3 separate regions of the Homo sapiens genome follow, and all the other regions are linked to region 1. Evidence: chromatin contacts called from ENCODE Hi-C or POLR2A ChIA-PET data. All regions are on one chromosome and are shown on one strand. The core of a region is the stretch at or near the end of the contact, and the rest is flanking DNA. Distances in the headings are between cores, read along the strand shown.

Region 1 (3,281 bases), core at 438-2,937:
TGTTTTTTTAAAGTATCTAGTATTTAGTTATATGTTTGCCTGGTGTAGGGAAGGAGTACCAAAAGAGAATCTCCATTCCCCTTCTTCCCAAGTTGTCCTCACAGATCCCCCAGTTAGAGAGATCATTTGGGTTAACTTGTCTCTTTGGGGATGCATGGTTGTTAACCAGTCATTCACACCTTATGATCATATATTTTAATGCTAAATCAACATAAATTTACTTCTTCCCCAGAAAATGGAAAATTTTTATGAGGAAACCTCAGATCCTTGAGAGGAAGGCATTCTTGGTAAGGTGGGAGATTCTGACAGGGCAGCTTGTAGGAAAGAAGTTCTTGGGTTCAGGGAAGAGGAGGAAGGTGTTAAACTGTTACTTTTCAATTTTGCCTAGGATCTTGAATGCTCTTGCTGACCGTGCCTGACTTGGGGTTTCAGAATGCCTTCAGAAGTCTCTAAAGTAGCCTACACGTTTTCTAGTTCAGACTATTCCAGCAGTTTCTGTCAATGTTGTTGTATATCTCCTCAGGAAGAGCAAAGTGTAGAGAAATATGACCTTCCTAAGTAAAAAGTAGGTCAGATCAGTAGTGTTGGATAAGCCTCCTTCTGTTGACTCCTTCCTTAGTCTTCTCATTCTCCTTCATAGTGTTTTGTATTGTCACATAGCATGTCACGTAGTAGGTTCTCAGTGCTTGCTAATTCTTATCAAAGAAGGCAGTTTTGGATCATTGACCACAAAATCTGCTCTCCTACTCCCTACTTCTTTTTTGCCTTTTAAGAAACTACGCTTCCTTTTTACTGGTGTCAGGAGCACAGAAGAAAGAACAGCTGGTAAGGAGTAGAGAAGGAGAAAGAAAACTACTTTTTGAAGGTTAGGAGAAATACTGTCCATTGATTTACTTCAGCAACTGCCTGACACATAATAGATATTCACTAATACTTTCTTTGCACCTCATAGCTTAAATGTCTTGAAGAAACAAAAATTGAATGCACAGGATCAAGGCACTAAAGCTTAGATAACACACTCCTGCATCGTTTCCCTGTTTTATCAAGATATCTTTCATCTTTATATCCGGCAATTTAGTGGCAACTCTTCGCTTTCCAACTGCGCACTGAGTCTTTCGGTCTCCTCCCCATTTTCCTAGTCGTCTTCGGTTGTGGATGTTGTAAACTCGACCATCCGTCTCTCAAGGTCTTTGGCTTCAAGGTTTCCCAATGCTCTGGAGCTGTCCAAGCCCCGGTACTCCGGGGTGGAAGACCTCAGATTCATTTGACGGGCTTGTGGAGGTTGGGGGTCTGCGGAGCCCCGTGTGGGTGGGGCTGGGCGCGGCCGGGGCGGAGCCGGCGAGGAGCCCTAGGGAAAGGGTGAAAGGCACAGTTGAGAAAGGCCCGCCGGGCATTGGTTTCACAGTTTCCACGAAGGCTTCGTGTGCAAGCCTGAGGAGTTTAGGTGCCTCCCTCCTGCCTCGCCTTTCTTGGTTCTAGAACCTTCAGTAGGCTTTTCTGGGTTGCAGGGACCCGGAAAAGCAGCGGCTTCCACTCGGGGGGCGGGTCCCAAGGGTCTTGCTGCTGCTCTGGGGCCGTTTGGACTCCTGGTGTTGGGGGAGGGGTCAGGGAGGTGCTGCTCGCGTCTCCTTTTGCGCCTGCGCGGCGGGCTCCGAGCGGGTAGGAGCGCGTGCGCGGTGACGTGGACGTCCGGTGCGCGCGCGCAGGCTCTTCAGCTGGAGCGGACACACGGTGTGCGAACCGAACAGAATAACCCGCCCCCAGCGGGATGTGAAGGACTCCGGGTGAGGCCGGCCACGCCCCGCACGGTAACTCTCGGGCCTGGGTGGAGGGCATCGCTTAGTACTGGCCCGATTGGAGTTTTTCGAGAGTTTGAAGCTCTTGTGTATTTGAACGGCGTGAGAAACGTTCCGCTGAGAGAGCTTCGCACGCCCTCGCCAGGCCGGGCCTTGCGCAGGGCCGCCTTTGGCGCGCCCCTGTGGTCCCTGAGCGAGGCTGCGCATGTCACCTCGCGCGCGTCCCCGGCCTCACTTCCGCGTCGCTCAGCTACCTAACTGGGAACATCGACGCCAGAGAGAGCGGCCACGAGGCGGGAGGGGTGAGAAGCGCCCATGGCTCGGCCCTGCCCTCGCGTGTGTGGGGTGCCGCTCCGCGTGGTACGGTCCGCGTGACGACTTCTCGCCCGGCGCCGGGCTCTAGGTCGAGAGCCACGCTTACGCGCTTTTCAGTTTAGAGCCTAGGTCTCGTGGTTCTAGAACTCCAAGGGAAACGGTGTCGGCGTCGCTTTTCTGAGAACTTGGCGCAGCGTTTTGACACCTGTGCAAACGTCTTTTCTAACAAGTAATTTCCGGCCAAATTGTTTGAGGCAGGACGTCAAGTTTAATAAAGGAGGGCGAGGAAGTGAGCTGTAGGAGTGGGGACTTGGTAAACAAAGGACCGGTGGTGTGTAAGTGCAGAAATGAGGGAGGGGAAAACAGGTGGGAAGAGCAGGTGTTATTTTCTTTATTCCTCTGTGGGGCAGCCTTTTACCTAGTTCTGTTTATGGGGTTTCCCGTTTCTGTTAAATGGTCAAGTAGGTCTCTGCCCTCAGTGCAAGGTATCTGGGACATTAACATCACCCCCCCACCGCCCCCCCAAAGCTCCAGTAGCCAAAGTTGAGGGATCTATGTGTCAGAAGAATATGGGGAAACTAGGGATCGTTTCAGACTGGGTCGGGAGTGCAAAAGTGGTAGTGTCTTGCTGTACAGATTTTTGCCTTGCCTTTCGAACCCTGGGAATGCCTTCTTTCTCTGGCCGGGGTGGAAGCAGGAACGGGTAAATGAGGTCTGAAAGGAGGGGTTACTGATGGCAGACCAACACGAGAAACCAAAGTGCACTCTTTTATTGGGAAGATAACTTTCCCAAGGTTCGCCTCGCCGGAGCAAACACGTGGATCATGAGAAGTCTCGAGCCCACCCGCGCGTGTTGTTGTAGAGCTTGCCAGGCTTATGCGGCTGAGTCCCTGGTTAACAACTGCTTGCTCTGTTCGTTCTTTTTGGGCACGATGCCGCGGCTAGGCTGCAGGGAAAGTGCCTGGGGGCGGCGTGACGGCTGCTGGGAAGGGGGTTGGCAGGGGAGGGTCTGGTGGCTGGTTCTGTAGTCTCCAAGGTAACAGAACGCGGCTGGGTCCCGCAGAGCGATCATCGGGTTCCGGCCGGCGGCACGTGATCTGTCGGGACTCTTCCCCGGAAGAGCTTTCCTTGCGGCATTTTTTCACGTGGTTCTTGGCCAGCTGTCCTTTG
Region 2 (3,281 bases), core at 408-2,907, 850 kb before region 1:
GCGAGACTCCGTCTCAAAAACAATAATAAAAAATAATAATAATAAAGAATTTAAAAAATAATAATTTGTAAACATAGAGCACTTAGAATACTATCCAGAAAAAAAAAATACTGTCTAGGACATAGTAAGCATTATACAGATGTTAGGAATTATTAATCCTAAAATATTGAAACACGAGAGAGGTGGAGCAGATGCTTTTGATGCTTCATAGACATCCCATGGCCATTTCTGATTTCAGCTGCGGCTGCAGGGGACAGATTTGTGCAGGTTGACAGCATTTCTCAAGGGCCCTCTGGGTCTCTCTGATTTTCTGCCCCAGAGCTTCCTCTTCTCAAAAGCTCACTCACCCCATGAGCAGGGCAGCCCAGAAGTACTGGGACATTAGTGGGCACTATTTTTTTTTCCTTTTTTTTTTTTTTTTTTGAGACAGTCTCGCTCTGTCGCCCAGACTGGAGTGCAGTGGTGCAATCTCAGCTCACTGCAACCTCCGCCTCCCGGGTTCCAGTGATTCTCCTGCCTCAGCCTCCCAAGTAGCTGGGACTACAGGTGTGTGCCACCACGCCCGGCTAATTTTTGTATTTTTAGTAGAGAAGGGGTTTCAGCATATTGGTCAGGCTGGTCTCGAACTTCTGACCACATGATCCGCCCGCCTCGGCCTCCCAAAGTGCTGAGATTACAGGCGTGAGCCACCGCGCCCGGCCTAGTAGACACTAATTTTCTTTCTTTCTTTCTTTTTTTGAGAAAGAGTCTTGCTCTGTCGCCCAGGATGGAGTGCAGTGGCGCGATCTCGGCTCAGTTGGGCACTAATTTTCATTTGATGAACGCCTCTCCTTCGTATATTGTTAAAACTACCACCATGATCCAGGGGGAGATAAAAGAAATCCTAAATCCAGCTTGATCAGTGTTTCACTCCCTGGCATCTTTATCACCACCTAAGGTAGCATGGACCTCTATACCATCTGCCTTAACCTTCTGATCCTCCTGCTTTTAGCCCACTAACTAGCACATGCTGAGAAGGGCATCAGCTACTTGAAAAGAGTCAATGGGCTTGAGTGGAAAAGAAAATAGAGACAGCAGGGTCATCGGTCACATTGGCAAGGGGGCATGAAAAGGGAGTGGAGAGGCTTTGAGATCTTACTTTTCTTTCGTTCTAGGCTCTTAGTGGAAGAATTAAATCAGCCTGCAGAAGAGACTGAAATGAGGCACCTCTTGTCACAGTCAAGGCAGAAGCGGAAACGGAGGCCGAGACTGCGCAGGCGCAGAGGAGGCTAGCGTTCCTTGCTGCCTCGCCCCGCGGCCTCTAGGAGACAGGGGCCACGGGGAGAGCACAGCCACCCGGCGCGAAGAGCCCTCTGTACCCCGCTTCCTCTTGAGGCCCTCGGACCGTCCAGGAAATGTCTGGGAGCCCGCCTGCGGAGGGCATAGCGCCGACCCTCGCTCCCCGCCCAGGACCCGAATGAACCTGGAGAGCGGATGCCAGCAGTGGCCGAGGCGCTAGGACAGGAAGGACCGCCAGACCTCTCAAGATCAGCCTTCCTCGCCACCGTTCTCACCTCTTTGTCCGCTGCCTTCTCCTCAATGCCTAGCAGCGCGTACAGGTCCATCTGTAAGAGCTCCTTGGTCACTGCCATGGTTCCGGCCTGACGGATTCGTACTACAACTCCCAAGAGTCTAAGCGCGCGTGAGGACTGCAGGCTCCGAGCGGCGCCTAGCCCTCTGGGAATTGTGTTCTGGGTCAGGCTTGACTGACTCTGAGGGAGGCCGGCAGTCGTGAATGAACTACGACTCCCAGCAGCCCCCGTTGCCGCCGCTGCCGTACGCTGGCTGCAGGAGAGCGTCCGGATTCCCTGCTCTAGGTCGCGGCGGGACAGTGCCAGTGGGCGTGTGGGGCGGGGCAGGGCAGGGAAGGGAAGGGCGGAGCTGGGGTGAGGGTCCAAGGGGCCCAGGACTTGGCCGGCGTGATCTCAGCTCTGCAGACCCTGCGGTGCTGGGAGCCACCATGGAGAGTAGGTGCTACGGCTGCGCTGTCAAGTTCACCCTCTTCAAGAAGGAGGCGAGTCTTCCCTCCCCGAGGGCTGCAGGGCCAGGGAGGAGAGGAGGGAAAAGCGCGGGACTTAACGTCCAAAGACTTGGTCTTACGGCTCCTTTCCAGCTGTGTGGTTTTGATGAAGTCATTGATCCTCAGTTTCCATTTCTGTAAAATGGGGCTAACATTCTCTCGCTTTCAGGGTTTATGTGAGGGTCCACTGAAGTGCTTTAGGTGAGAGTTCCCTATAAACTGTAAAGCGCGCTGCCGTCGTTTTTGCAAAGCTACTCTTTTCTGTCGGCCCAGTGTAGCATCTGGCGGTTTTCTTCTCTCCACCCTGCTCCTCCGAAGCGCGGTGTCCATCACACCAAGCCCGTTACTCCCTCTGCTCTGAAATCTTCCCCATCCCGCAGCCTGCCCTTCTCCAGGTCGCTGGAGTTAGATTACCACACTTCCTCCTGCTTCCGGGGCACCATGGTGAAGGCTGACTGTCCTGTCCCTATCACAGACCTGCCAGATTCCTCTGGTAAACTGCAGGTTCCCTCTGCCTCAGTTGTGGCCAGGGATTCTGACCAGGAGATGATGGGAACTAGATGGAGTAAATTAGTGTCACGCAGGAAGGCAGGACCGTGCAGCATTCACCAACCTGGATTTTGGAGTCAGCGTTCAAATCTGAGCTCTGCTGTCTTATTGAGGCGGTGACCTTGGTTTGGATAAGTTATGTAACCTCTCTGGCCCTCTCAAAATAAGGATAATCACGGTTGGCATCAAGATTAAGTAAAATAATGTGTGTAAATTGTAAGGAATAAATCACATGATGAATGTTAAGTACTGGGTTTAGTGCCTGGCACATAGTAAGTGCTTAATAAATGGAGGCTATTGTTAGCCCATCCTGAGCCAAGCCTCCCTCCATCTCTGCAAGAGCAGAGGAGGCATCGGCTCTGCCCTGTCTCTCTGATTCTCCTTTGTGGAAGAGTCAGTGGCCTGAAATACTGGGCTTTATCTATCTGTCTTCTACATCCCTGGGTCAGGGAATTGAAGACAGGGTAGAAAGCATGGGAATTTTGTATAAACCTTCATTTGGCTTGAATAAGGTACTGGAAACCGAGGAATTGCTTTACTCACCATCCCTAGGCCTTAGGGGCCCCACTCCTCTTCTTCCTCCCAGCAGCTGGTCATAACTTCAGTGACTTCTCTCTGTGTGTGCTTGGAGAGTCCCTGGGAGCAGCCTGCAGGGGCGGGTGAGAGGGGGATC
Region 3 (3,281 bases), core at 313-2,812, 710 kb before region 1:
GGACAGGATAGAAGAGAAGAGGGAGACTGAATGTGGGAAATGGAGAGAAAGCGAAAAAGAAAGGAATAACCAGAAAGGACCATTTGCTGGTAATTTTTTTTTTTTCCTGATTGGAAAAGTAATTCATGCTCCCTGTAAAAATCCAGACTTTTTCATTACTGTTTAAGTTTGATACTGAAAGTCCTCCTCTGGTGCCAGCCTCTGCTAACTGTTTAGGTATATTCTTCCAGATTATTTATTACACGAATACTTTTTGTTTTTAAAGAAATAGCTTTGTACTATACACACTGTTGTGCAAGTTTCCCACTTATATCTGCGACACCTTCGGAATGAATATGTGAAGTGTGAAGATCACGTTTAGTTTAAATATTGAATTAGAATCGAATGAGAAGCCATGTTGCACATTGCCCCTGCCAGCCATCTCCTGGCCAGTTTAGAGAGAAGGCCTTCAGCTGCCTCTGTTTCCCTTTTACAGTCAGTGACATCCCCTGAGGGCAGTCCCTTGCTGCGTATTGGGTCAACCCCCGGCGGCCTGTGGACTCGGCTGGGAGGCCAGAAGCCGAGGGAGAAGACCAGTAGCTGGCCATAGTCTTGTGGGGGCCTCACTGGGCCCTCCTTGCCCGCTGCTCCCGGAACCTTGTGCCTATGGATTAATCATTGCTGCAAAATCTCACGTCCAGGAAGAATTAAACCCATCGCCTTGGGGGCAAGACTAGCCTGGCTTTTGCATCTTTATAGCCTTTCTCCGCAGGTGCAGCCACCACCTCCAAAGTGACTGCCGGTCGGTCCAAGCGCTCTAACAGGCTCTTCCCCGAGCCTACCTGGGCTCGAGGGGTCCCACACCTGGTCCGGGGCGTAGCCCATGTGAGGCCTGCAAGCTCCGGGCGCCTGGCCTACCTAACTCAGCCCCGCAGTCTCTGCAGAACCCCCTGCAGCCCCGTGGCCCAGTTTCTCCATTTGCTCACAATGGCCAACGGCGTGAGGCACTTGAGCGGAATGCGGACGGTGCCTCCGACAGCTTTCCCGCAGTGCATGATCTCAGGAGGGGCCCCAGAGACGGAAGTTTACGACGCCCAGAGCGCTCCTTCTGGACGTGCCCTGGACTCGACTTGGGACTGAGTCTGTGCCGCCTAGGCTGGCAGGGACTCGGCCAGATGCACTAGCGGCAAGGCTGGGCTGACACCGCCTGGGACTCGCTCGCCGTACCTCCAAGGGGCCCAGGTCATGAGGGGGCGGCTGGGGAGACGCCCGCCCGGTGCCCGCCCTGGGCCCGGCGGGTGCCCCCTGCCCGCCGCCTGACGCAATCCGAGGCGCCCTTGCTGCATGCCGGCGCTGGAGAAACCTCCCCTGCCGTTGCATCACTCCTGCCAGGTTTGCCACAGAGGTGGAGCTGAACCAATCAGCGGGCGCGCTGGGCCCGCGGCGCGGTTAAGTGAGAAGCAGAATCCGAAGTTGATTGGCCAAAAGGGGATTTGCCCCACCCCAATCACCGCGGCAGCTGGCCGCGGTGGGCGTGGTCTCCCGGCAAGAAGGTTTAAAGGGCGCCTCCATGGGGGGCGCTCAGCTGGAGCTACCGAGCGGTGCCAGGCCAGGTGTGTGCGTCCGTCGGTCTTTCCGTGCCCACGCCGGAGACCAGCCCCGGAGGCCGCCTGGGCCTATCCCTGTGCCAGGCACCATGAAGCAGGAGTCTGCAGCCCCGAACACCCCGCCCACCTCGCAGTCCCCTACGCCGTCCGCTCAGTTCCCCCGAAACGACGGCGACCCTCAAGCGCTGTGGATTTTCGGGTACGGCTCCCTGGTGTGGAGGCCCGACTTCGCCTACAGCGACAGCCGTGTGGGCTTCGTGCGCGGCTACAGCCGCCGTTTCTGGCAGGGAGACACCTTCCATCGGGGCAGCGACAAGATGGTGAGCATCCAACCGTGCCCAGGGGAGTGAGGGGGTTGGGGGCGGGATACTGGGCGCCAGTGCCCTGGAATGTCCGGGGCTCTCTGGGCCAATAGAAAGAAATGTGTAAACCTGTGTCTGGGGTTTGTGGCTCATTTAAATGTATGTGCCCAGTGCATCACTGTGATGGCTGGAGTCTGTGAACCTGTGGATCCCTGTGTTGATCACCAACTGGGACCACTGACATGTCAGTGTTTCTGGACGTTTCTCCTACATCCGTGCATCGCTCCCCCACCTTCCCCTGCATGAATGGGACTCAGCATGCAGAGTGGGGCACTTGGAGGCCCGGGTCAGCGGGATTGATAAAGGTTTCCTTGCTGATGGCAGAGCTGATTTCTAACTTGTCTATTTCAAAATATTTCTTCCCTCCCTAGCCTGGCCGTGTGGTGACGCTCCTTGAAGATCATGAGGTAAGTGCCCGAATCATGAAGGGGAACCCTGGCCCAGTGTGAAGGGGGACCAGCAGAGAGAGCTCATAGGCTCTTGGCTGCAGGCTAGCTCTGTCTGATGCTTCTCTGGCAGAGTAGAAACGTGTTCTAGCTCAGTGCTTCTCACCAAATCACATGAGGATCTTGTTAGAATGCAGATTTTAGTTCAGTAGCATGAGAATGGGTCCTGAGACACAGCATTCCTAACTAGCTTACAGGTGATGCCACCACATCCTGGACCACACTTTGAGGAGGAATCCTGTCTTCCCTGGTACTAGACCACTTTGTCAACTGTTTTTTTTTTTTGTTGTTGTTGTTGTTGTTTTGTTTGTTTGTTTTTGAGACAGAGTCTTGCTCTGTTGCCCAGGCTGGAGTGCAGTGATGCAATCTTGGCTCACTGCAACATCTGCCTTCCAGATTCAAGCGATTCTCCCACCTCAGCCTCCCGAGTAGCTGGGATTACAGGCATGCGCTACCACACTCAGCTAATTTTTGTATTTTTAGTAGAGACGGAGTTTCACCATATTGGCCAGGCTGGTCTGGAACTCCTGATCTCAAGTGATCTGCCCACCCTCAGCCTCCCAAAATGCTGGGATTACAGGCATGAGCTACTGCACCTGGCCTCAACTATGCCTTTTTTTTTTTTTTTAAGACGGAGTCTTACCCTTGTCACCCAGGCTGAAGTCACTGCAACCTCCACCTCCTGGGTTCAAACGATTCTACTGCCTCACCCTCCCGAGTAGCTGGGTTACAGGCGTACGCCACCATGCCTGGCTAATTTTTGTATTTTTAGTAGAGATGGGGTTTCACCATTTTGGCCAGGCCGGTCTCGAACACCTGACCTGAAGTGATCCACCTGCCTTGGCCTCTCAAAGTGTTGGGATTACAAGCATGAGCCACCACGCCTG

What was found. Hi-C counts contacts between places; a loop is a spot of excess contacts on that map. ChIA-PET counts read pairs that join two places held with the same protein, here RNA polymerase II (POLR2A). Pooled maps may share reads with other maps.
Region 2: a loop to region 1 is called in a map of tibial artery, with 7 times the contacts of the local background. The contact joins the promoter of DNAJC17 here to the promoter of MGA in region 1. A Hi-C loop is called at or near these places in 1 of 168 maps with a recorded cell type or tissue (tibial artery), 2 of 37 single-sample maps with no recorded cell type and 6 of 50 pooled maps. POLR2A ChIA-PET finds 5 or more read pairs at or near these places in 3 of 52 experiments (Panc1, activated CD4-positive, alpha-beta T cell and naive thymus-derived CD4-positive, alpha-beta T cell).
Region 3: a loop to region 1 is called in a map of naive thymus-derived CD4-positive, alpha-beta T cell, with 17 times the contacts of the local background. The contact joins the promoter of CHAC1 here to the promoter of MGA in region 1. A Hi-C loop is called at or near these places in 1 of 168 maps with a recorded cell type or tissue (naive thymus-derived CD4-positive, alpha-beta T cell), 2 of 37 single-sample maps with no recorded cell type and 7 of 50 pooled maps.

What each region holds. Positions count from the first base shown.
Region 1 is chr15:41,658,718-41,661,998 of GRCh38, forward strand. It overlaps MGA (MAX dimerization protein MGA), which reads left to right and starts at 1,688. Exons shown (of 24, transcript NM_001400225.1): 1 at 1,688-1,808.
Region 2 is chr15:40,805,816-40,809,096 of GRCh38, forward strand. DNAJC17 (DnaJ heat shock protein family (Hsp40) member C17) reads right to left here and starts at 1,658. Exons shown (of 11, transcript NM_018163.3): 1 at 1,554-1,658. The coding sequence starts at 1,631. It overlaps ZFYVE19 (zinc finger FYVE-type containing 19), which reads left to right and starts at 1,274. Exons shown (of 11, transcript NM_001077268.2): 1 at 1,274-2,053. The coding sequence starts at 1,775. RefSeq lists enhancers at 937-1,026, 1,487-1,536, 1,577-1,626, 2,257-2,306.
Region 3 is chr15:40,951,909-40,955,189 of GRCh38, forward strand. CHAC1 (ChaC glutathione specific gamma-glutamylcyclotransferase 1) reads left to right here and starts at 1,563. Exons shown (of 3, transcript NM_024111.6): 1 at 1,563-1,906; 2 at 2,320-2,355. The coding sequence starts at 1,676. RefSeq lists an enhancer at 772-1,365 and a silencer at 1,037-1,296.